3 separate regions of the Homo sapiens genome follow, and all the other regions are linked to region 1. The links are chromatin loops, found by intact Hi-C in ENCODE. Cell type or tissue: natural killer cell. All regions are shown on one strand.

Region 1 (8,000 bases):
AAAGTAATATCTCTTTTCATTTCACCATCAGGAGTAGTAATGTGGATTCAGTAACAGGCAAGTAACACTCTCAAAACCACAAGTATCTCCTGAGAGCAGCAAATAACAGAGTTAAAAACTTTCCTTTCTGAGAACATTGCCTTTCTCAGAAACGAAGGTGCTAAAATCACTTTTTCTTGTAAAGTGGTGATTGGAAGTAACCATTGATCACAAATGCTAATTCAGCTTCTCTAAAAGACATGTCATCTCAGACATGGTCTCTAGGCTATTGTACCCTTCCTCTCACCAAACACACATGCAGGTAATCCTCTCCATGTGCTCAAGTCTGGAGAAATGATATATCTCACAAGTTTACACCTTTTCTTTAACTGAAATAAATGTAACCTGAAATCAACACAAAATCCAACCATGTCTTACTGTTATTCACTAAAGGTTCTTAGAACCACAAGATTACAGTATTTTGTGGCTACTGGGAGGTATTTTCATTTCTTTTTCACAAAAAGACCCAGTTATTTGACTGGTACCATCAGGGTTGATTTTTGTGTAAAATTGTGTTTTAGTGTCTCTTACACCCCACACATACATAGTTAATTTATCAGGGTCCTTGTTATTATCTCCTCTTCTTTGTAAAGTTAGACTTAAAAATATACAAGTTTTGAAATGAACAAATGGCTGTGAATTGATTGGCTGAGAATGGTTTCTTCATGGAATAGAAGAAAGACAAGCGCTCTTTTCACTCTGTGTTCTTAAACAGTCTTCATGCTTAGAATATGATTTTAAATTTAAATACCTAGTTCTCCTATCCATAATTAACTTGAAATGATTACTACTTAATTTTCCACCTGAATACATCATTTTCTTTTCCTTTATCTTTTGGATACATTTTTATTTGTGTACCTTCCATGGGTCAATTTAGGAAAGTTATGTACCTTCTTTGGCCCTTAGTTTCCTCAAATCCAGAGTGAGGGGTTTTGACTACATTAGTGGTTCTCAAACCTGACTGCACAGAATAATTAACTGAGGAGCTTGAGGAAATACATAATGCCCAGTTGATTCTGAGTGAGACCCACGGGGCAGATCAACTCTTAGATTATTTCCAACCTTAAAATTCTGTGCTCTGACAATACCCATTCTGGCGAGGCTGGTGAAATTGGCGAGCCATTGATCTCAAATGGAATGGTTAGCTTGGTGATTCCAGTGGCCCGTTTCATTACAGGTATCAAAAAATCTTTAAAAAGTACCTAACTTTGGGCCAGGCATGGTGGCTCACACCTGTAATCCCAGCACTTTGGGAGCCTAAGGCAGGAGGATTGCTTGAGCCCAGGAGTTCGAGACCAGCCTGAGCAATATAGTGGGACCCTGTCTCTACAAAAAGTTTAAAAATTAACCAGATGTGATGGAGCCCGGGGTATCAAGGCTATAGTGAGCCATGATTGCACCACTGCACTCCAACCTGGGTGACAGACAGAGTGATACCCTGTCACAAAAAAAAAAAAAAAGAAAGAAAGAAAGAAAAAGAAAAAAAAAAGAAAAGAAAACAACACCTAATTTTTGACCCTGCAGTTCTACTTCTAGGCATTTATTCTTAAGAGATTATTAATGGTGTGCCAGATATCTAGTTATAATGATGTTGACTCCAGTGTTATATAAAACAGAAAAAATGAAATTCGGTAATATTTAAATAAATTATGGTACAAGCATACAATAAAATATGATGCAGACATTAAAATAATGTTAAAGAAAAGTATTTATGTCATGGGAAACTATTTATAGTATAACACATGAAAAAGTTGGTAATTTATTTTAAAAATTAATAATGTGGCCAGGCACAGTGGCTCATGCCTGTAATCCCTGCACTTTAGGAGGCCAAGGCGGGCAGATCACCTGAGGTCAAGAGTTTGAGACCAGCTTGGCCAACATGATGAGACCCCATCTCTACTAAAAATACAAAAAAATTAGCCGGCTGTGGTGGCATGCGCCTGTAATCCCAACTACTCGGGAGGCTGAGGTGGAAGAATCTCTTGAACCTGGGAGGCGGAGGTTGCAGTAAGCCAAGATCACACCACTGCACTCCAACTGGGACAGCAAGAGTGAAACTCCATCTCAAAAAAAAAAAAAAAAAAAATATATATATATATATATAGAATAACATTTGTAAGGTTATAGAGCAAAATGATGACAAAGGTTTGAGTGGTGGGATTACAAGTAATTTTGATTTCTCTCTTTTTTGGTTATGTTTTCTATGACTACTATTATTGCTTTAATTAGGGTTATTTTAAAATCATTCTCTAATCTAGCTCCTTCTAGATATGCATGTTTAAGCCTTAAACTCTTCTCTACACCTTTGTGTCCCAAACTGCACCGCTATAGTGCTTAGCTACAATCCCAGGTTTACAAGAAGTACTGAACTCAAACCAGCAAACATGGGTGGGCTCCACTCAGGGTCCTGACCTAAGGTCATCGAACACAAATGGAGGAGGCAGATTCCTTATCAAGAGTACAATCCAAGACAAACTGACATAAGTGCTCTATAAATGTGTAACCAGGATGCAGGACTCAAAGGGAAGTCCCAAGCCAGGAGGAATGCACAGAGCCCTCCCAAACCAAGTGACATCGGAGAATGAGAAGGTTTCCCCTGGCAGAGAATGGGAGGACAAAGGGCTGTAGAGATAATGGGAACATAAACACTGATTTCTTAATGTACACGGCATATTTGGGAAAAATAGAAGATTTGGGCCCGAGTGTCAAGTATGAGGATAAAATGCATGTGTTGAAGAAGAAATCTGGGGAAGTCCCAGCCCTTACTGTACCTTTGTGTGAAAAGAAAGGTACCTCCTTTGCAGAGAAAAGTACCTCCTTCTCTGAGCAGACTCAAGCTCAGCCCAGGTCGTGGGACGAACTTAGTGATTGGAGGATGGGTTGGGTTTTAGTTGCCACTTGCTCCATCAGCTGGACACACTCCTGCAGTGTACAAACTGAACAACGGCTCCTACCACAATGCTGTGAGGTAAGGATACAGAGCTCAAAGAAGGTAAATAATTTGCCCATATTTTGAGCAAGGACATGCATCCAGAGTGAAGACTCTTAAGCAATGAATGTGGACATGATTCCATGGGCTGTGGGAACCATTGCTGGTTATTGAGGAGGAAATGAAATTGAATGCACTAAGACTAGGGCACACATGGAGAATAAACAGGAAGCTATTGAACGCTCCTGGTGAGACATGATGAGACCTGAATTTGGACAGTGGTAGTGAGTAATGAAAGAAGTGAAGAAGTGTGATGGATATTTTGTAGGTAGCATGAGTGAATTTGCAGGTGAGGTGAAGTGAGGAGGGGGAGAAGGAAGACTGGCTTGATATGGGTCTTGAAGCCATCGGCATTTGCTGATAGTTGAAATTATGAGAATTTATGAGAGTCTCTAGAAAGAGAAGGAAAGACAGATCCTTAGAAAATGCCTACATTTAAGAGGAATCAGTGAATGAACCCAAAAATAGCAATCAGAGTGAGGGAAGGGACACAAAGAAGAAAGTAGGGTGTCATGGAGGCCAAGAGTAGAGTGTCAAAGAGGAAGTGGTCAAAGTGTCAAATGGCACCAGTGTAGAACAGATGAGAGCTGAGAAGATTTCATTAGCAAGTCAGTCAGAAGGCAATCCATTACCTTCAATGAGCAGTTCAAACCCCAAGGTTCCAGGGGGTAGGTGTGTGGTGGGGGCGGTGAAGGCTGGAGTAGAGCTCTTTTGTAAGAATTTGGGTAGAGAAAGGAAGGAGAGAGGCAGGGCAGTGGTTTCATAGGAAAGTGAAGACCAGGGAAGGCTTTAGTTATAGGGGCATGTGTGTCTAGAACATGCTTAGAGAGCGAGTGATACAGACATCACTATCTGAAGCTGATAGATACAGACGTCAGAACTGAGACATAGAAGAACCCTTTGAAAGGTGAGACTGCATTGGGAGCTGGGAGGATTGAGAAATCAAACCTAGAACACAAGTGGAGGGGCTGAGTTTGGAAAAGAGGCATGCTTTTCTTAGGAAGGAGGAGTGGGGATGAGGGAGGAGATGGGTGAAGGTTCTGGGAAACGTTGAGTTGTGCAAGAGAGGTGGTGATGGTGCACCAGCAAGAGTCCCTTTTCTCAATGGTTAGGAAATGAGAGCAGTGGCTTATAGCAACGGACATGATGATGCATTTTCACATCTGAGCCAAATAGAACATCTGAAAAGATGCTGTTGGAATGGAAAGGAAAGAAGCTTTGGGTGAGTAGAAGGGTCAATCAGAAGTGTGGCAGGCACTCTGACTGCAGTTGGATAACTTGAGGTTGTTAGATTTGTGAGGAGAAAAGTCATCTTTATCTTGTTCACCATTCCATTCCCGTGATATAACACAGTGCCTCGCCGAGCAGATGTTCAATAAATATTTGTTTAATGGATGTCTTCTGTACTTGTGCTAATCAGTAAAATGAGGTAAATTTCACCAGCACATATTTCGTACCCAATGGAGAAAACAAAATTAGGGAAAGAGAAGACAGGGGCCATCACAAAGGCAGGGTCATTTTGCTGTTGATGCTGGTTAACATCCCCCCTTATCACTTTCAAGTGATAAAAGAGGGAGATATGTCACTCTGGGTTCAAAGACATTTTCCACTTCAGTCCTTTTGTCAGTTTCCTGTTCTCAAACCTGTCCACCAAGCTCAGTGCAGTCCATCATACGCACAGACAATTTCTGTTACTTGGTGGTGGGGGTGCATGACCAGCACGGGCTACCTCGGGATGGGATGAAGCATGGGCAGGGGACCTCCCACCAGCTCAGCAGACCTCTGAGGCCCATCCATAGCCCCAGTCCTGGGACTGCTCTTCATTAGGGGCTGCCCTTGGGTATCCTCTTTGCAAAATAAGATTTTTCTCTTTTAGTTTTCAGTTCACCTTTAATTTCTATCCTGTAATTCTATACCTATCTATTCTCTTTGGCATCATCACTGCTCCTCCACTCAACCCCCATTTCTTTTCTGGTCTTTGAAGCATGAAGACTTTTCCCCTGCCTGGGGTCTACACTGGCTTGTGGTCAAAACATTTGCCCCAGGGACCCATGGCTTCACCAAGGTAGCTGCTGTTCCCTGGAGCTCATCTTACATGAAAATGTGTGAATCTCATTTCCATAAGGGGTATTCTCACCCTTGTTCAGTTTTCCTGTGCTGAGTTACACATTTCCAAAATGACTTTTAGGGCATGATTCTCCTGATTGAATTTCCTGGGAGGCCCCACTGATACTCTTCTAGCAAGTGAGTGATTCTCCCAGCCCCTTTTCTTAATGCCAGGCTGGATGTCTCTCCGGCATTCTCTGGACTCACACCTCCACCCCCAGCCCTCTGCATACTTTTGAACTCCTTTCAGGTCATCAGCTTTTCTGTTCCATCTTGAAGGCTACATTTTAGAATTTCCGATGTGTCTTAGAATGGAAAAAAACAATGGCTGATTTTTCTACTTGTTTTTCTGAAAAGCAATCATTATATACAGATTATGGCACCCACAAATGACAGTGTTCAACACAAAGACATGTGTAAGAATTCCTCTGTATTTGAGGTCAGAGTGTCTTGCAATTTTAATAAGGAGGCTGGTGACTTCCAGGTGGTGGAAGCTCATTTATTGGGTCATGTCACTCACTCTGTGAGTCTTTTTCCTCTCCTAGTTCCATGAAGCAGCAGGCTAGAGAGAAGCGATTCACGTAGTTGGTGAAGACATTACATTTTTATGGTGCTGCTGGGTATGAGAGTTTGTGCAGCTTGGTTAGAATAAGGTGAGGCCAGGTGCGGTGGCTCATGCCTGTAATCCCAGCACTTTGGGAGGCCGAGGTGGGTGGATTATGAGGTCAAGAGATCAAGACCATCCTGGCCAACATGGTAAAATCCTGTCTCTGCTAAAAATACAAAAAATTAGCCAGGCATGATGGTGTGTGCCTGTAGTCCCAGCTACTTGGGAGGCTGAGGCAGGAGAATTGCTTGAACCCGGGAGGCAGAGGCTGCAGTGAGCTGAGATCACGCCACTGCACTCCAGCCTGGTGACAGAGCGAGACTCCGTTTCAAAGAAAAAAAAAAAAAGAATAAGGTAAATTGGGCCAAGGAAACCACAGACATGCCGGTTGTAGTGTTGTGTTAGTGGAAACTCAAAATGTTGAAAGAACGTCCTTTGCCTGTCCTCATGGTGGACTTAAAACCCACACCTCTCTCTGTATGGTACATAAATGTAGACTGCCAGTGACTACTGTCCTCCTTGCCACAAATAAGACTGAAAAGGCATTACTGCCAGTGGGAGAGGCCAGTATGTGACAGTTCATCCTATCTTGTGACACAGAGATCCCTGTCTGTATTAATCCACTCAGGCTGCCATAACAAAATACCACAGTCTTTGTTGTGTAAATAACAGTTCGGTTTCTCCTGAGGCCTCTCTCCTTGGCTTGCAGACAGCTGCCTTCTTGCTGTGTCCTCATGTTGTCTTTCCTCTGTGTGTTCCCATCCCTAGTGTCTTGCGCTCTTATGAGGACACAAGTCCTATTGGGTTAGGATTCATCCACATAAGCTTATTTTATCTTACTTACATCTTGAAAGGCACTATCTCCAAATACATTCATATCCATATATACTGGGGGTTAGGATTCCAACATGTGAACTTGGCGGAGACACAGTTCAGTCTTCACACTGCCCTTAGTGGAATCAAGAGTGTAGGCCTAAGTAGCAGAGTGGCACAGAGGAAAAACACCAGCCCCACAACCCAGTGGTCATGGCATTGAAAACATTCTCTCCCATGACTCTGCCTTACCTTGAGGACATTCTGTTAAGTGAAATAAGCTGGTCACAAAAAGACAAATACCATATGATTCCACTTGCGTGAGGTCCCTAGAGTAGTCAGATTCAGAGACAGGAAATAGAATGGTGGGTGCCTGGGCCAGTGTGGTGTATAAGGAATGGACGTTACTGTTCAATGGATGCAGAGTTTCAGTTTAGGAAAATGAAAAAGTTTTAGACATGGATGGTGGTGATGGTTGCACAACAGTGTGAATGTACTTAATGCTACTGAGCTGTACACTTACAAATGGTTAAGAGGGTCAATTTTATATTATGTGTATTAGTCCTCACAAATTTTTGAAAAGGTTACGAGCTGCGGAATCAGACCTGAGTTTTAGCTCCTTGTCCTCCTTCAACAATATGCACAACTCTTTATTTTTCTCTAGTAAGCCTCAGGTTTTTGAACTGCAAAATGGGAATAATGTTTCCTCCCTGGGGACTAAAGGAGATTGTGAAGCTAAGATGTTTGATAAAGTCTTTTGTCATATAACTAGCATTTGGCCAATGATAACTAATAATAGTAACAATGATAGAAGAAGAGAAAATTCAGGGTTCAAGCAGATGATGGCATTTGCTTTTGAGTGTTTTGTCTCTTCATGGGGTCAAAGTAAACTGGAACCTTGCCTGGGCTCAGAGAACTAGGATCAGCCTCCTTGTCACATCAGGGGCCCCTGGGACTAAGACTAAGAGTCTCCGGCAAAACTTCAAGGGAGGTTTTTCAGCACTCTCAAAAGAGTATGTTGCTTAATCATGCAGGCAGTAAATCCAAGAACATGCTGGAAGAGTTTGACAGTCCCAGATGACACTCTAGCTGCATTCTGGTCTCTCTGCTTCTGGCTTCCACAGCTGCTCACTGGGTCCTCTGCTGGCTCCAAGGCCAGTCCTGCCAGGCCACAGTAAGTGAAGAACTTGGCCTCCTGCTGGGACATGTTGTCTGCCAGTACAGTGGGTTTTGAGGCCCCAGATCTGGGCCCATGGAAGCTTCAAAGTCCTGGCTCTCTCCACAACTTCCTTTTCCCTCTTCCCTTGCCATGGTGGGCCACCTTCTGAGCCCTGAGCTGCCTCAGCATCCCAGGTCTTGGCTGTGGACTGTTACTGCCACCCTGCCCACAGTTTCTAAGAGCCAGCCCAGAGCCTGACACAATTCACTCAGTAAGGAGTTTATTGG
Region 2 (8,000 bases), 160 kb after region 1:
AAATAAATCAATATGGAGCAAGTCAGTCTAAGTGCCCGCATGTTCATTGGAAGGACGGGGTGGAGCTACCAGGAATTCACACCTTATGCCCTGGTATTCAACTGTGAAGGGGGCAGCCGGAAACCTGCTTTTCAGGGTCCCTGTCTGCTGAGAGCCTTCCTTTCACTTAATAAATTCTACTCCACTCACTCTTTGATGTCTGAGTGCATATTTCTTCCTCGTTATGAGACAAAAACCTAGACCTAGCTGAGCTAAGGAGCAAAAATCCTGCATCATTGGTGTGGATATATTATTAATATGTGCTCCAAAATCATGTGAAATTTGTAAAATTCTGATATGTCTTTATATACATTGTCAGATATAATTATGATTGTTATTTTAAAATGTTGTCTGCCACAGAAATAACCAAATTTCCTTGTCACATGCATCTTTAGCCATGGCTAAAGACTTAGAGTACTAAGTCCTTTGTCATCCACAGACATTTGTTGTCTTACTTTGATTCTTCTCAAAAAACGGTTTATAATCAGCTATAGTCCAAAATTTGCTTTTTCTCCAAGGAGATTCTTGAAAGTGTACCTTGACAAGTACTCTTGAATACAGGTTTCTGATTACTTTAGATATTATATGATTGGACTGTGTAAAAACACTCAGAACTCTAATAAACTGATGCATTCACGAAGATTGCTAGCCCAACCTCAAGCACAAGAAAAGTTAATGACATGGGACTGAAGTGATAGAGGACTGAAATGATTTTTAAGATGTTTTGTTTGAAGCATTGCTGATTCTTTTTATATTTTGTTTGCCAGAGTCATGAAAAAAATTCTTTTCAGCTATTTGTAGATTATAGCCATTGGGTAAAATAGATCTTTGTGAGTAAAATTGAAGCATTTGCCTTTCTCTCCACCTGATTTCTCCAAAATTTGGAAACTATATGTGAGCATTTTTATTTTATTGGCAATGTAGTTATTTGCATAAGTTTAATAAGAATCTGTTTTCTGTAACAGGACACAATTGGAGACACTGATTATTTTACCAAGGCTTTGACTGGAATGGCATATTTTCAGATATAACCAGACTGCTTTGAAGAATTGAAATTGACTTTATAGAACCAATCAAAAGCCTCTTGAAAAGGATGGCATAGTAACTTATGTACATGGTTCCTTTTTAAGGTTTCTAATTTTGCAGTAAGTAAAGAATACCATTTTCTGACAGCTCTAGGGTCCTCAAGACATGTTGGAACCTCAAGAAGAGAGGAATTTACCCAATTTGTACAGGTATCACAGGTACATCCTGGTGGCAAATTCTTGGCTTGGCTTCCTAACCTCGAGGCTTTTAAAAGTGTAATCCAAAATGCCCTGTGAAAGTTCCAGCAAAGCCAACTTAAAACAGCCTATAGGTCTAATCATGATTCTTATTGCACTTTATGCAAATAATCAGACCAAGTATAATACTATATCTTATTTTACAAGTAAATTGATCCTAGTAAGATTTATCTTTGGTAGAAATGGGAAACTGGAGAGAGTAAAATTATGTTTCCAAGGAAGATTATAGCATACCTGTTATTAGATCGCAGCCCTGACCATTAATTGTTTTTGAGTTTTTATTATTTTCCTAAAATTTGGATTGAATCCCCAGTGAAATAGGTTTCACCACGTATCTCTCATTGCTGTACTTCTTCCAAGACAAACAAAAGCATAAAACTTCAAAAACTAGAGATAATTCAACAAGCAATGGAAGTTATATAAATCACTTGACTGGGATCTATCTAGGAATGGGCCTTCCTTGGGATGCCAAGGGATGAAGGATGCCTATTCTAACCTAAGCAGAGTTTGATCATCAGTGCTTCCATGGGAAGATTTTTGATCTAAGTGGGGAGAAAAGAGAGAAGAAAAATAGCTCAGAGTAGTGTGAGCTATCTGAGGTATGCAAAATTTATTAGGCCCAGAGAGATATGAGTACGTGACTTCAGTCATGCTCCCCACCTCTCACCCCCCCACTGTACTCATGCCTAGGGCAATTGTTTAAAGTCATTTTGTTTCTGACTAGCTACCTCATTCATTATCTTCAGGTTCTCGAACATCATGAGACAGACAACATGGATAGCCAATCAATAGCTTGTCTTATTTTAATGTAATTCTTGCTAAACAACTTAGAAACTGCCTCTTATTTTCCTTTAAAAATCTACTTGTAACTGCTGCTGGTCAGAGAATATATTCAGAACAACTTGAATCTATGGTCCCACAATGTGATCCTCAAGCTCTGCCCAAATAAAGTCTTTACTTATATTAATTATGACACAGCTTGTTTTTAGGTCGACCAGCAAAAGATCTTGCAGGTAGAAGATGGATAGTATATGTTTCTTGGATTAAATTCATGACTATACACTATAATTATTTCTCTCTCAAAAATATGAATAGTTGGAAGTCAAAAAAGTGTTTTATTTCTCCTTGAACCATATTTCTGAGAAAATAATAGGTATGCACAACATAATTTGAAACATAAATTCACCAAGTGGACTCATTTCCATTTCATCCAGGAATTTATCTCAAGTGAAATAGAACTCATTTGGCCAATGGTAACATGGTAATATATTTTTCCATCATCTATTGCTGTCTAACAAACTACCCCAAAATTTATTGACTTAAACCTAACATAGTGACTTAAACTTAACAACGTATTATTTTTCACAATGCTGCAATCTGGGTTGGGCTCAGCTGAGCTGTTGTTCTTCTCCATGTCACATCTGCTGTAGGTATTCACTCACAGGCTTGAAGCCGGGTGGGTTAGAACAGCTGGGGCCTGGCCTAGCATCTCTTTCTCTCCTGTTCTCACAATCTGCCTAGCTTAGGCTTCTTTACAGTAAGGTGATCTCAGGATATTTGGGCTTGTTACCTGGTGTCTGGCTCCCAAAAGAGGAATCGGAAGCTGAAGATCTTTTAAAAACTGGTCTGCAACTGGCAACAGTGTCACTTCCACTGTGTTCTTTTCATCAAAAGTGAACCATAAAGCCAGGCTAGATTCAAGGACAGAGAAAACACATTTTATCTCTTGATGTGAGAAACAAAATGCACATGGAAGTAAATGGGAAAAGGTGAGGAGTTGGTGGAAGAATTGATGGCAGCCATTTTTAGAGACTAGCTCCACAATGTCTACAGCAAGACTTTCCATCTCCTGTAAGCCCTGTTCAAACTCTATTAAAGTGATCAAATTCACTTTAGGAGGCAACTAAATAGCTGAAATAGTTTGTATATTAGTTCCTGCACAAATCTCACGTTAAATTGTAATTTCCAGTGTTGGAGGTGGGGCGTGGTGGGAGGTGATCTGACCATGGGGTCAGGTTTCTCATGATGGTTTGGCACCATCCCTTTGGTGTTGTCCACACGATAGCGAGTGAGATCTGGTAGTTTAAAAGTGTGTTGCATCCACCCGTTTCTCACACCTGCTTTCACCATGTGATGTGACTGCTCCCCTTTTGCCTTCTGCCATGATTGGAAGCTTCCTAAGGCTTCCCCAGGAAAAGATGCCGCTCTGCTTTCTGTGTGGCCTGCAGAACCATGAGCCAATTAAACCACTTTTCTTAGAAATTACCTGGTCTCGGATATTTCTTTATAGCAATGCAAGCATGGCTTATACAATAACTTTAGATTCAGTTTTGAGGTCTGCATCAAGATCTCTGAAACTTCACAAGGACAGCTTCCACACCCCAATTCACTTGAATATAGTTCCATTCAATGGTTATTGAACACTTACCAAAAACAACACCTTATTATTAGCCTTTTTCATTCATTCAACCTCATTTCTCCAAAACTTCCCGGGTCTCCTGCCCTTGTTCTTACTACTGGGCCTGTTGCCACATGACATTGTAAACCTGAAGCATCACATGCCTGGAGTGTCTGTTTCACTGCTCCTTGTTACCACTGTTGGAATAGGCTTGGAACAAACCCTCACATCCTCTTGGAATCCTAGGTAGACTCATGACCAGTGGTGGATACATTTTTGGGGCTCCTTCCTGTCTGCAGTTACTAATTCTTCTTGTATCCTCCTACCCTCACCTCAGGTAAACACTTATTTTGCTTTCATACCAAAGTAAATTTAGTTTTCATTTGTATTTCATGTTATTCTCTACATATGTGTAGAAGCAGCCTGGAGCTTTGATGTGCTCAGCTGTGCCAGCTTTACCTTTATTAGAATACTAGACTCTTGACGGAGGATGTTATCTAGACTTCACCAAGATGGTTTCTAGACAAAACTCATTACAACTATTGTGGTCTCAGAGTTTTTGAAGTATTAAATGGTTTCAGTTGCTCTATCAAAGGAACAATGGAGTTTTCAATTATATGTTATATTCTGAGACTATCTCTCAATAGGAACATAAAAACTCAAGTAACTTTAGACTTTAAATGTATTTTCCTTTATGTATTAATAAATTATTGCTTTATAAAATTGGTGTTGGAGACATAATTTTTCTTTTTCAAAATTAGAAAGTTAATCACAAAATAGGCTTTAGTGTTTATCTCAAAGGTCACACTTTTAGAGATTAGTTTTACAAGAAGAAAACCAAAACCCACAGTTGAGAAATTGAGTTGAAAGTTAATATTCTTTACAGGAAATTCCTGTAAAGGAAACCAGCTTACTCACTCTTTCAACTAAACCCAACCACAAACTTTATCTCATCAAGGAGGTTGGTCAGAGAAGAGTTTGAGATGCTTCTTCTTCAGAGCACTTCCTACTGAAAGAGGTAGTTTATTTGATTTTCCTCTGTATGACCATCCATTTCACAATGTCCATGGTCATTTACAAAATAAGGTTTTCCTTTTTCCTCCAGTTATAATCCTTTATTTTTGAGCTGGTGTAACGTGGCTATTGTGTCTTCTCCAGGTATCTCTCTGGATAGGAAGAAATATAGTAGAACCCTTTGAAAATGGATATTTTCACATATTTTCGTTCAGATACAAAAGCTGGCAGTTACTGAAATAAGGACTTGAAGTTCCTTCCTCTTTTTTTTATGTCTTAAGAGCAGGAAATAAAGGTAAGAGAGCAGTACTTCTTTTTTTTCACTAGATTTCCTAACCAGAAAACATAAGTTGGGAGAATAGCTTAAATAATTTAAAAAATGAGTTGCTAATACAATTACTTTTCAAGAAATATTTTAGAATAACAAAATGGGTTATTTACTAACAAAATTTACATCTCCATATATACGGAGTCTTCACTTAAAAAAACTGATGGTTATAAAATAAACCCGTTTAAAGTGCTTTGAGCATTTTACAGGAAGGGCTAAGAGCAGAGAGATTCAAGATATTTGCCAAATTTGAATGCCCATTTAAACTTAACTGTAACATCTTTGATGGCAGGTACTACAGCTTCATTTTCTGTTATCCCTAGACAATGGGGTCTAAAGCCACCATGGAGCATCTGAGAATCATAATGATATTAGTTAAATTAAATACTGTCACTATTACACGAGACCAAATCTCTGTCTGCAGGTGTTCTCTGTGTAAAGTAGTTTAAGTCTGCCTTTGATGGTGACATTTCTCTCCCTGGGTCTCAGATCCCTGTTGACACTGCTTTCTCCAGCACTTTCCTCTCTCTCCCCCGTTTCTCACCAAAAAGTTTTGTGGGTAAAGTTTAGTTCATTATTTCTGCCAGAGACAGCTGAAGGTGTAGCCTTGACCAACTGAAAGGGAAATCTTCATCCTCTGAAAAAACATATGTGATTCTCAAAAAACGCATCTGGAAAATTGATAAAGAAGCGATTCTGTAGATTCTCCCAGCGCTGTTGGGCTCTCAATTCCTTCTGTGAAGGACAACATATGGTGATGGGGAAATCAGAAGCTTTGAGACCCTCTACACCTGGATATGAATCCCCCTTCTAATACTTACCAGGTATGTGATTATCATTGAGAATGGGCACTGCCATTCCAAGCAATGTGAGCCTTGGTTGTCCATCTGTAATATGAGAAAGACAGCACCCCGCTTCACTTTACAGAAAGTAAATGAGTGCCACATTATTTTATTCCCATAAGCAGAGTCTGAAGCTTGCTTTGGCTTAAGTTGCCCAGTGCTCAATAAATGATGTACTCTGCATTTTGGTGGCTCCTTCCGATTCGGTGAAGCATTTTAGTGACGGCAGCATGGAAGACATCACTTAGACATTAGATGGCCTTCAAAAGGTAGATATTAACAAGCAAGCCACACAGTGTGGGTGTGTTGTCCCACATAAATGAGACTTCCAGAATGGTCTTGGGCTCATGTTGGTCAGTTGCCTACAATGCTGGCAACAGCTACTGTAACTCAGCACTAACCCACCTCCCCAAGCTCTATGCTTATCCCTGAGCAGGGTTTCCCAAAAGTGTCTCCCAGATGAGCGTGGTGGCTCTGACACTTGTTTATAATGTAGGTTCCATTGTTCTTCTCCTTGAGAATCTGATTTAATAAGTCCTCAGGAAGCCCAAAAATCTGCATTTGTAATAAGGGTTTCGGGTGATTCTTATAATCAAGATGATTTGAGAAACACTGTCCCAGAGTGATAGCTGCAGCCTGCAATCAGCCCCAGGCAGCTGGAGGTCTGAGGCCAGTTGGTGGGTGGGTGCATCAGTAGGCAGTATCTGTCATCTCAAGGTTGGCGGACATTCCTGAGTGCTGGAGACTGCTGGGCATCGTGGTAACTAATTTGCTATAGGCTTGGACATTTAGACATAAATTGCGGGATGGTAGAGCTGGGAGGATCTTAGCAACCATCTGATCTTATGATTTACAAGTCAGGGAGCTTTTTTAAAAATTACAAATATCCCGACTTAAACATCAGAAATTCTGATTCCCTCATTCTAAGGTGGAGGAACTACTGATACAGTCCAGACATTTTATTTTGCAGGTAAGAAAGCTGAGGTCCAAAAAGAGCCTAAGTGACTTAATTGGAGCCACACAGTATGTGAATCACCATAATAGATTGCTATGTGTTTGTTCTGATGGCTCTGGAAGTGTTTATCATTTTTTCAGAACACAGAATTTATTACTAATTGTTCATTTGGCACTCTCCTAGGATCAGGATATATGATTTCTGAAATGGGATATCTGCTCTTCAGGAGCTCCCAATCTAGTGGGAGGACAAGGTGTAAGGAACAACTGATCTACTGCAGCATGGTTAAATCCTGAACAAGTCATTACTGAGCTCCTGTTATCAGCTAGGCACTATTCCTGCAGAGAGGCTGCAGGACTCAGAAAGACAAACTCAGTTCCTGCTGGGATGGAACTTATATTCTAGTTGGGGAGAAGTTTTAGGAGTAAGATATTTTCAGACAATAATATGTGCTAAGACAAAAGTCATTTAAAATGAGTAGCAAGAGAGATGGTTGATGGCAAGAAGGGAGAGGGCGCTTCTTTATCCAGGTGGTCAGGGAACGACTCTCTGAGGAAGAAATCAGGGAAGACATGAGAGAGCCAAACGCTACAGCATTTTGTCCATGGTGCTCTGGAATCTGTGCTTCATCACATGGGTGGTGGGAGCCGGTGACGTTTTGGGCATGGAAATGAAATGCCCAGGCTTGCTGCTTAGGAAGATGTGTCTGGTGGTGGAGTTGGAGGACTGTTCTTTCGGAGACTTTGTGGACAAGGGAAAGGCAAGTGGGGAGACCACATCTTTAAAGGCCATTGCTGATCCTGCCTTGTTCCTTGGTTGCAGTCCTTGTAAGAAGAGCTGTCAGTTGTCAGCAATGGGGATAATGCAGTGACCTTAACACCTATCCGTGGCATTCTGCAAGGCGCATTGCACAGAACCCCCTTTCTTTCTTCCATGAACACGCCTTGCTCTCAGCAGACAGCCAGGTCAGCATCAGCAGCCAGGTGGTAGCATCCTGTACTTTCCTGTACTTTCTGGCTCCACCTGGACAAAGTGGTCTGGGCAGACTTTCCTTTTCACCTGCATGGTTCTACCTGCCTCTTGTCCAAGATTAATCTCCCCATGGTATCAGGGACCCCACTTCTTCTGGCTTCCTGGGAGA
Region 3 (8,000 bases), 340 kb after region 1:
TTTCCTGATGGTTAATGATGTTGAGCATCTTTTCATATGTTATTGGCTATTTGTATACCTTCTTTTGGGAAATATTTATCCAAGTCTAATAGTGTGGCCATTCTTAATTGGGTTTTTGTGTTTTTATTATTGTTTTCTCTGAGTTATGTATTTTGGATTCAAGTCTTTAGCCAGATATGTGTATTGCAATTTTTTTTTTCAAAATGTCATTATCTCCTAAGGAAAAATGGCAAGTAAATGTCATAACCATTTTCTAGGGTAGCTAGGCCCAAATGATTAAAGTGACAGACCTATATGTCCGGGAATTGATTGACACAAGCTTTCTGTATAATAAACTACCCCAATCTTCAGTGGCTTAAAACAATAAGCGTTTATTTAGCCACCAGAGCGTGATTTGGTTGGGCTCAGCCAAAGCATCTTGGCTGGTGTAGCTCTGCTCCACGGTTTCACTCTCCTCCTGGGGGCAGCAGGTTACCACAGGCATAGTCTTCTCATGGCGTGGCTGAGGCACAAGAGAGCTAGCAGAAACATGCAAGTCCCCTTGAGTCCTAGACTCAGAATGTCACAGTGTTACTTTCACATCAATCTATTGCCTCAAGCATGCCTCGAGGTTGAAACCAGGGTTAAGAGGTAGAGAAATATATCCTGCCCACGGTGAGAGAGCTTTGCTAACTTACTTGAAAAATGGCATAGATACAGAAAGAAATGAAGAATGGGCAGTAATTAATGAAGTCTATCACAGACATGTAAAAGTCGTGTTTACAAGTGAATTTTTTCAATAATTGATGACACAAAATAGACATTATGAATAATTTAGATAATTTGCACCTTAATTCTCTCAACCTAATTTCTTACTTCTGTTTAGTTTTCAACTAGTTCTAAAACAATTCACTAATTTATGAATTAATTAATTCAACAATTATTTAGAATATTTCTTATATTGCAGGTGCCGTACTAGGTTCTAGCACAACAGCAGTGATCAAGACAACCAGAGTTTCTGTAATTCAGAAGTGGATCCAGACAACTAAGTAGAAACTTTCATTTCGGTGGGATGCTACAGGAGCCAATTAGAAAGGCAGACTTATGGTGCAAAGAAAGGTTTTACAAAGAAAAATGCTACAGGAGCCCATCACCTAGACTCATGGTAAAAAGCAAGGTTTTACAAAGAAAATGACATCTAAGCTATGAGTTAAAAAAGCAAATAAATATGAATTGAAAAGGCAAGGTAGAGAAGAGGTGTGTTAGCATGCTCAAGAGTTACGGAGGGCATGATGGCTTAGAAGTTAAAGCAGTTAGATGTAGCATAGAGTTTGAGTGGAAAGATTATTGTGGCCACACAATGGATCACAGAATTAGAGAAACAGGCGGCAGAGAGGCTATTGAGGTATCCTAGGCTCAAGGTGCTGGTGGAGCAAATAGGATGAAGAGACGTGAATGGATTCCAGTGATATTTGGAAGTCATAGTAAGAAGACTTGGAGTTTGACTTGATGTGGTACGTGAAGAAGACAGAGAAAACAAGTATAATGCCAAAGTTTCTTAAGCAGCCAAATAGATGGTCTTGTATTTAATAAAATGAGGATTTGAGGCAAGGGTCACACTGGATTTAGGAAGAGACAGATGATGCATTTGTTTCTTTTTTGAAAAAAATTATTTTATTCTGGCAAGAACACTTAACATGATCTCTACCCCCTTAACAATTTTCTAAGTGTACAATACGGTATTGTTAACTATAGAAACGATGTGGTACAGTAGACCTCTAGAAGGATTCATCTTGCATAATTGAGACTTTATGCCATATTGATGAGCAGCTCCCCATTTCCCCCTACCCCTACCTCCTAGCAAGCACCATTCTACTCTTGGATTCTGTTTGACTATTTTAGATGCCTTATGCAAGTAAAATCATGCAACACTTGCTCTTCTGTGACAGGCTTATTTTACTTAGCATAATATCCTTAGGATTTATTCAAGTTGCTGCATATTTCAGGATTTCATTTTTTAAGGTTAAATAATATTCTATTGTAGGTTGTATTAGTCTGCTTTCACACTGCTATAAAGACACTACCTGGGACTGAGCAATTTTTAAGGAAAAGAAGTTTAATTGACTCACAGTTCCTCATGGCTGGGGAGGCCTCAGGAAACTTACAATCATGGCAGAAGACAAAGGGGAAGCAAGGCACGTCTTACATGGTGATAGGTGAGAGAGAGAGAGAGAGAGGGAGAGAGAGAGAGGGGGAGAGAGTGAGAGAGAGAGAAGGGAGGAGTGCCAGAGACTTATCAAACAACCAGAACAGCATGGGGGAACCACCCTCATGATCCAATCACCTCCCATCAGGTCCCTCCCTTAACATGTGGGGATTACAATTCGAGATGAGACTTGGATGGGGTGGGTGGGAACACAGCCAAACCATGTCGTAGATATACACCACATTTTCTTTATCTGTTCATTCATCAATGAACATTTAAGTTGTTTCCACATCTTGACCATTGTGAACAGTGCTATAATGAATATGAGAGTGCTAATATTTCTTCGGGATCCTGATTTCAATTCCTCTGGATAAATACCCAGAAGCAATATTGCTGGATAATATGGTAGTTGAATTTTTATCTTTTTGTGGATTCTTCATACTTTTTTTCCACAGTGGCTGCACCATTTTGCATTCTCACCAACAGCTTACAAGGATTTCAATTTCTCCACACCCTCACCAACACTTTCTGTCTTTTCTTTTTTTTTGTAATAATAGGCTAACAGCTGCGAGGTGAGATCTCATTGTGGTTTTGATTTGCATTTCTCTGGTCATTAGTGACCGTAAGCATCTTTTCATAAACTTGTTGACAATTTGTATGTCTTCACTGGAGAAATGTCTAGTTAAGTGTTGAGCTTATTTTTTAAATCAAGTTATATTTCTTTTGCTATTGAGTTGCATGAGTTTCTTTATACAGAATATTTTGAAAATTAACCCCTTAACTGATACAAGGTTTGCAAATATTTTCTCCCGTTCTGTAGGTTGCCTTTTTATTCTATTGATTGTTTCCTTTACTGTGCAGAAGCTTTTTCATAAGATGTAGTTCCACTTGTCTGTTTTTACTTTGGTTGCCTATGCTTTTGACATCATATCCATGAAATTATTTCCAGGACCAATGTTGTGAACCTTTTTTTTCTTGTGATTTCTTCTAGGAGTTTTATAGTTTCAGGCCTTATTCATTAGGTCTTTAATCCATTTTCAGTTGATTTGTGTGTATGGTGTAAGATACAAATTCAGTTTTATATTCTAAACATATTGAGTTACCTGTTACATATCCAGGAGGCACTGTCTTGAAGTTAGCCATAAATATGAATCTGAAGTTCAGTGGAGAGTTTAGGGCTAGTGGTAGATCTGTACATCCCAAGCATGATTGGATATGAATGTCAAGGGAGAAAGCAGAAACACTCACAGAGAATACAAGAAGAGGTCAGAATGGTGAGGAACATCAACCAATAGCTCAACAATCAAAGGTGGGACAGATGAAGGGACCCTGCCATGGAGCCTAAGAAGGTACAGTCAAAGCCATACTAGGAATGCTTTGGAGGAAGTATGGATGCCTTTATGGAGGAAGAAATTGAATAGCAAAGAGTAAGGGAGTAATTAGTGTAGTGTGGTTCTTAACACTATCCAAGAGAGGGAGATTTGGAGCTCATATGGAAGAACAAAATTCCTGTCCTGTTTGGACAGGAAATGAGGTACCCCTTCTATTGTAGCTGAAGGGAAAGAGAAAAATATCAGTATGGAACAAAATAAATAGTTAATCTGGTGTATGGGAGAAAATTCTTGTTGATAGTTTCTCTTTTTTGGAAAATAGAGGGTAGAATAGTGTCACAGAAGAGGTGAAGTATTATGTCTAAGGAAACTAGATAAAGTTAGAAAATCCCCCCCAAAATTGAGAGAAGAAACTAAGAAAACCTGATTTTGTTGTTGTTTTGTTTTTTTGTTTGTTTTTGTTTGTTTGTTTTTTTGGCATCATTGAGCACCCAGGAATGGTGTGATATCATGAATTTATCATGTTCTGAATCTTAACAGCTGTGCTACTTGCCAGTGGTGTTTGGGTGTATGTGCAGAGAAAGCAGATATTTGGCCTGATTCAGGTAGGTGTTTCCCCATGTGTGGAGTGAGAAGAACAATAAAAGAAGAGATTTGAGGATACTGGATTCTATTTTTTGCTCAAAACCAGCTCCTTATTCTGCAATTGTAACACTTTCTCAGAATTGATTGAAAAATTCAGACAATAGTTATTTTTTATGCTTTTCAAAATCGATCAATTCCTTGGTCAATGTTAATAAAAGAAAAATGAGTTTTCCCTTAGCATTTCATGTTTAATTGCTGAATGTCTTGTTGACATTCTTATGTTTGTTTTGATGTGACTTCAATGGAAGTAGTGCATATATTGGTTTTTCTTATTCCTCATATCCAAATAGCTAGGACATATTTATATAATGATCCGCTAATTCACCATGATATTTCCACAATGTTTGAAAATTTTGTATATATTAAGATTTTATATGTTACTACATCTAAGAAGGAAACACATCTCTACATGGGCATCCTGCCTGGCATAGCCCTTTGGATGAAAGTACAACTATGCCTGAGGAAGCAGTTTCCCACTTCCCAGAACGTAAATACATCTCAAGACAGAAAAACATGGAGATGTGGGTGCAAGACATGAGTATGTCATTAGATTTATACATTATAAAAAAGCATCTTGCGAATAGTAAATCATGAGTTGTTTGAATGGGATTTAGTGTACCAGGTGGAACCCAGATATAAGTAGATGAATGTAGGTCTACTTACTGAGACAATTACATAATCTAATAAAAAGATTTAAAGAAGTGGTCTCTTGTCTTCTTGTTACAGCCCAATAGAGGAACTGGTTCCACGGCTTTGTTTGATGTCAGTGAATTATGCAACAGGTTTTAAGAACTGGTTCTTAAATAGTAAGGGCTGGATTGCACTGCGGTCATGTTTTTCAAAAGTCAAAAACAAGTACTTTCTGTTGGATGTACACATGGCAAGACAGCGAGAATATTTTATATGTTTTGATTGTCTTCACAATCTAACCATGACTCAGTCAGGCAGTGAGCCCCATCAGTTGTTAAAAATGATTTAAATATAGTCAAATAATTTGTTCTTGTGAACACAACCTAGCTTCTATTTTCAGGTAAAGGGACATTTTCATTTTTCCCTTGTGGTCTAACTCCAAGTTTTCCTTGTCATCGTTGTAAGCATAAATCTTGTAATATCTTCTCTTTGGAACCAAAGCTAATGGTGTAATGATATGAAGAAGAGAATAATCAGAGAGAGTTTTCAGACAAGGTGAAAATACAGTAAAACCCTGGAATTAGATTTGGATTGGATTATAAAGAAAAGGAAGCATGTGTCCTTGTTTAGATGGGGAAAAATTATGGGAGTGCAAATATTTATATCAAAATCTAAGATAAAAAGATGGATAGAGCTAGGTATATATTAACATCAGATGGAATCCTTTTTTCACTTGTCAGTACACAAGCAACTGAAGTTGGAAAAATAGTAAGAACATCATTGTGTGAGTAAATATAGAACAGGTGAAAAACTCTGTGCTGAGATTTCTTTTCTGATTTTGTTTCTTCTTTATCAACAACTCTGGAGATTCTTATCACAGCCAACGACCTTTGTTGCAGGCCTTACTGCATGGGACTCTGTTTCATCTGCTTTTGTGCTTAGTCACTGTAGCCTCCTGTCTGCAGCTGTTTTCTCTACCAGGGGCAGGCAGGGTTGTGGCGTCTTTAGAAAATAGGGCATGCAAGGCAGCAGGTGCCAGTGTCAGTAAAGGCCCTGCCTGGCTCCCTTGCTGAGAATCCAGGCTATGCCTGAGCTAGGGTGTGCACGTGTGTGTGACTGTGTGTGTGTATTGCAAAACAAAGTTTCTTGGGTTTAGCTAGATTTCATTTTACCTTCTGAGTGAGCTTGTATTTTCCATGGAAAATGGACAATTCTTTCTTTTCCATAGGTCAGGAAGCTGTTCCTGCATTCTTTGGGACCAGAAAAATAATTTTCATTTATCTTCTGTCATTATCTGACTCTTTCCTCCTAAATCTCATTTACACTGATGTAAATGTAATATTTTATAATGACAGTCCAATAGTGTGTAATCTCTTTAATGTCTGAAATTCTGAACATCTGAAATTCTGTTTTATTCACATAATATATTTTTTTTTGAGATGGAGTTTCGCTCTTGTTGCCCAGGCTGGAGTGCAATGGTGTAATCTTGGCACACTGCAACCTCCGCCTCCCAGGTTCAAGCAATTCTTCTGTCTCAGCCTCCCAAGTAGCTGGGATTACAGGTGCCTGCCTGCCACCACGCCCAGCTATTTTTTTGTATTTTTAGTAGAGATGGGGTTTCACCATGTTGGCCAGGCTGGTCTCGAACTCCTCAGCTCCGGTGATCCACCTGCCTTAGCCTCCTAAAGTGCTGGGATTACATGTGTGAAGCACTGTGCCTGGCCCTTCACCAAGCATCTTTTATTGAGGCCATACATTCATATGAAAAACTTCCCAATCAATCTTGGGTAGATACCTGAAAATAAATATTTAAGGCACACTAACCTGTTTGAATGATCAAAGTACCAGTTGTCATTTAGCCAAATGGGAAGAGACCAAGCTGAGAGTCAGAAGGCAAGATTCTTTACTTGGGGTTGGCACTGACCTTTGAGCAAATCAGTGCCTTTTTTTTTTTTGAGACAGTCTCTCTCTGTTGCCCAGGCTGGAGTGCAGTGGCAATCTTGGCTCACTGCAACCTCTGCCTCCCGAGTTCCAGTGATTCCCCTGCCTCAGCCTCCCAAGTAGCTGGGATTAGAGGCATGAGCCACCATGCCCAGCTAATTTTTGTATTTTTAGTAGAGACAGGGTTTCACCATGTTGGCCAGCTGGTCTTGAACTCCTGACCTCAGGTGATCCACCTGCTTCAGCCTCCCAAAGTGCTGGAATTACAGGTGTGAGCCACTGTGCCTGGCAAGTCAGTGCATTCTTGAAGGACCTCATTCTCTACAGATGTAAATGCAGATATTGCAATGGAAAAGACTGGGAGTGTGTGTGTATGTGTGTGTGCACTTTTTTCGTGTGCTTGTATAATCCTGAAGACGCAGCTCTTTCTTCTTCCAGTCAGATATCCAGCTTAGCATAGGAGAGGATAGGAGTTGAAGATACCATTAGTTATAACTAGGATGTGGATGTTGTCTTTTCTTGCTGGCACTGTGGAGGCTGTCACCTCCCTTGTAAGTACTACTAAAAATGCTTCTGAATGCTTTCCATTCAGTGATTCATTTGGCTCCAGTTCATGAGCTTGGATCACCTGGTTTACACTTGTGATGTAACTACTAAACATGAACATCTGGGAAAACAGTGCCTCAGGCCCAGTGAAACTTCTCACAGGCAGCCTCTTTGATGGTTATAGTGTGTGTGTTCCTAATAAAGTGCTGTTGCAACTCTTTTCTGCTAACCTTTAACTTCAAGGACTGCAGGGAATTCTTGGCGAATTGACCTACTAACTTCTGAGCTTGGCAACTTTGCCAAAGTTTTCCAGTAGTTGGAAATGAATCTGAGTGAATTTAATCTAAAACTTAAAACCTAGATAGGCCTGAATTTAAACCTGAGTAGATGTGAAATTAAGTCCAGTGGAATTGAAATTAGTTTCTTATTTTCATATCTGATATGATTTAGCCATTCTTGATGTTCATCATACTTAAAGATCCAAAGGAATATAGTGTTTCCTCTGAATATTGAAACTGAAGAAAGCAATTTTTTTAAAGCAAAGGAGACCGAGTGCAGTGGCTCCCGCCTATAATACTAGCACTTTGGGAGACCGAGGCGGGCGGATCACGAAGTCAGGAGTTCTAGACCAGCCTGACCAACATGGTGAAACCCTGTCTCTACTAAAAATACAAAAATAAGCTGGGTGTGGTAGTGCATGCTTGTAATCCCAGCTACTCAGA

What was found. A loop is a pair of places that touch in the nucleus more often than their neighbours do. Peaks named below come from ENCODE experiments on the same cell type or tissue, not always from the same donor. Only the 100,000 strongest peaks of a DNase experiment are listed, where the experiment ranks them.
Region 2: it touches region 1 in a loop (6-fold over the local background); 2 of 110 quality-filtered maps call a loop at or near these places.
Region 3: a loop joins it to region 1, with 4 times the contacts of the local background. A loop is called at or near these places in 3 of 110 quality-filtered maps.

What each region holds. Positions count from the first base shown.
Region 1 is chr2:102,258,760-102,266,759 of GRCh38, forward strand. No RefSeq gene overlaps it. Among named protein-coding and RNA genes, the nearest start is that of IL1RL1, 49 kb to the right of the region's middle. In natural killer cell, no CTCF peak of the experiment used is centred here; DNase peaks (open chromatin) are centred at 12 and 3,582; H3K27ac peaks cover 1,431 bases.
Region 2 is chr2:102,413,912-102,421,911 of GRCh38, forward strand. It overlaps a transcript of IL18RAP not described here. Among named protein-coding and RNA genes, the nearest start is that of IL18RAP, 5.2 kb to the right of the region's middle. In natural killer cell, no CTCF peak of the experiment used is centred here; DNase peaks (open chromatin) are centred at 4,200 and 4,660; H3K4me3 peaks cover 3,553 bases; H3K27ac peaks cover 5,738 bases.
Region 3 is chr2:102,599,177-102,607,176 of GRCh38, forward strand. No RefSeq gene overlaps it. Among named protein-coding and RNA genes, the nearest start is that of SLC9A2, 16 kb to the right of the region's middle. In natural killer cell, no CTCF peak of the experiment used is centred here; no DNase peak of the experiment used is centred here; H3K27me3 peaks cover 286 bases.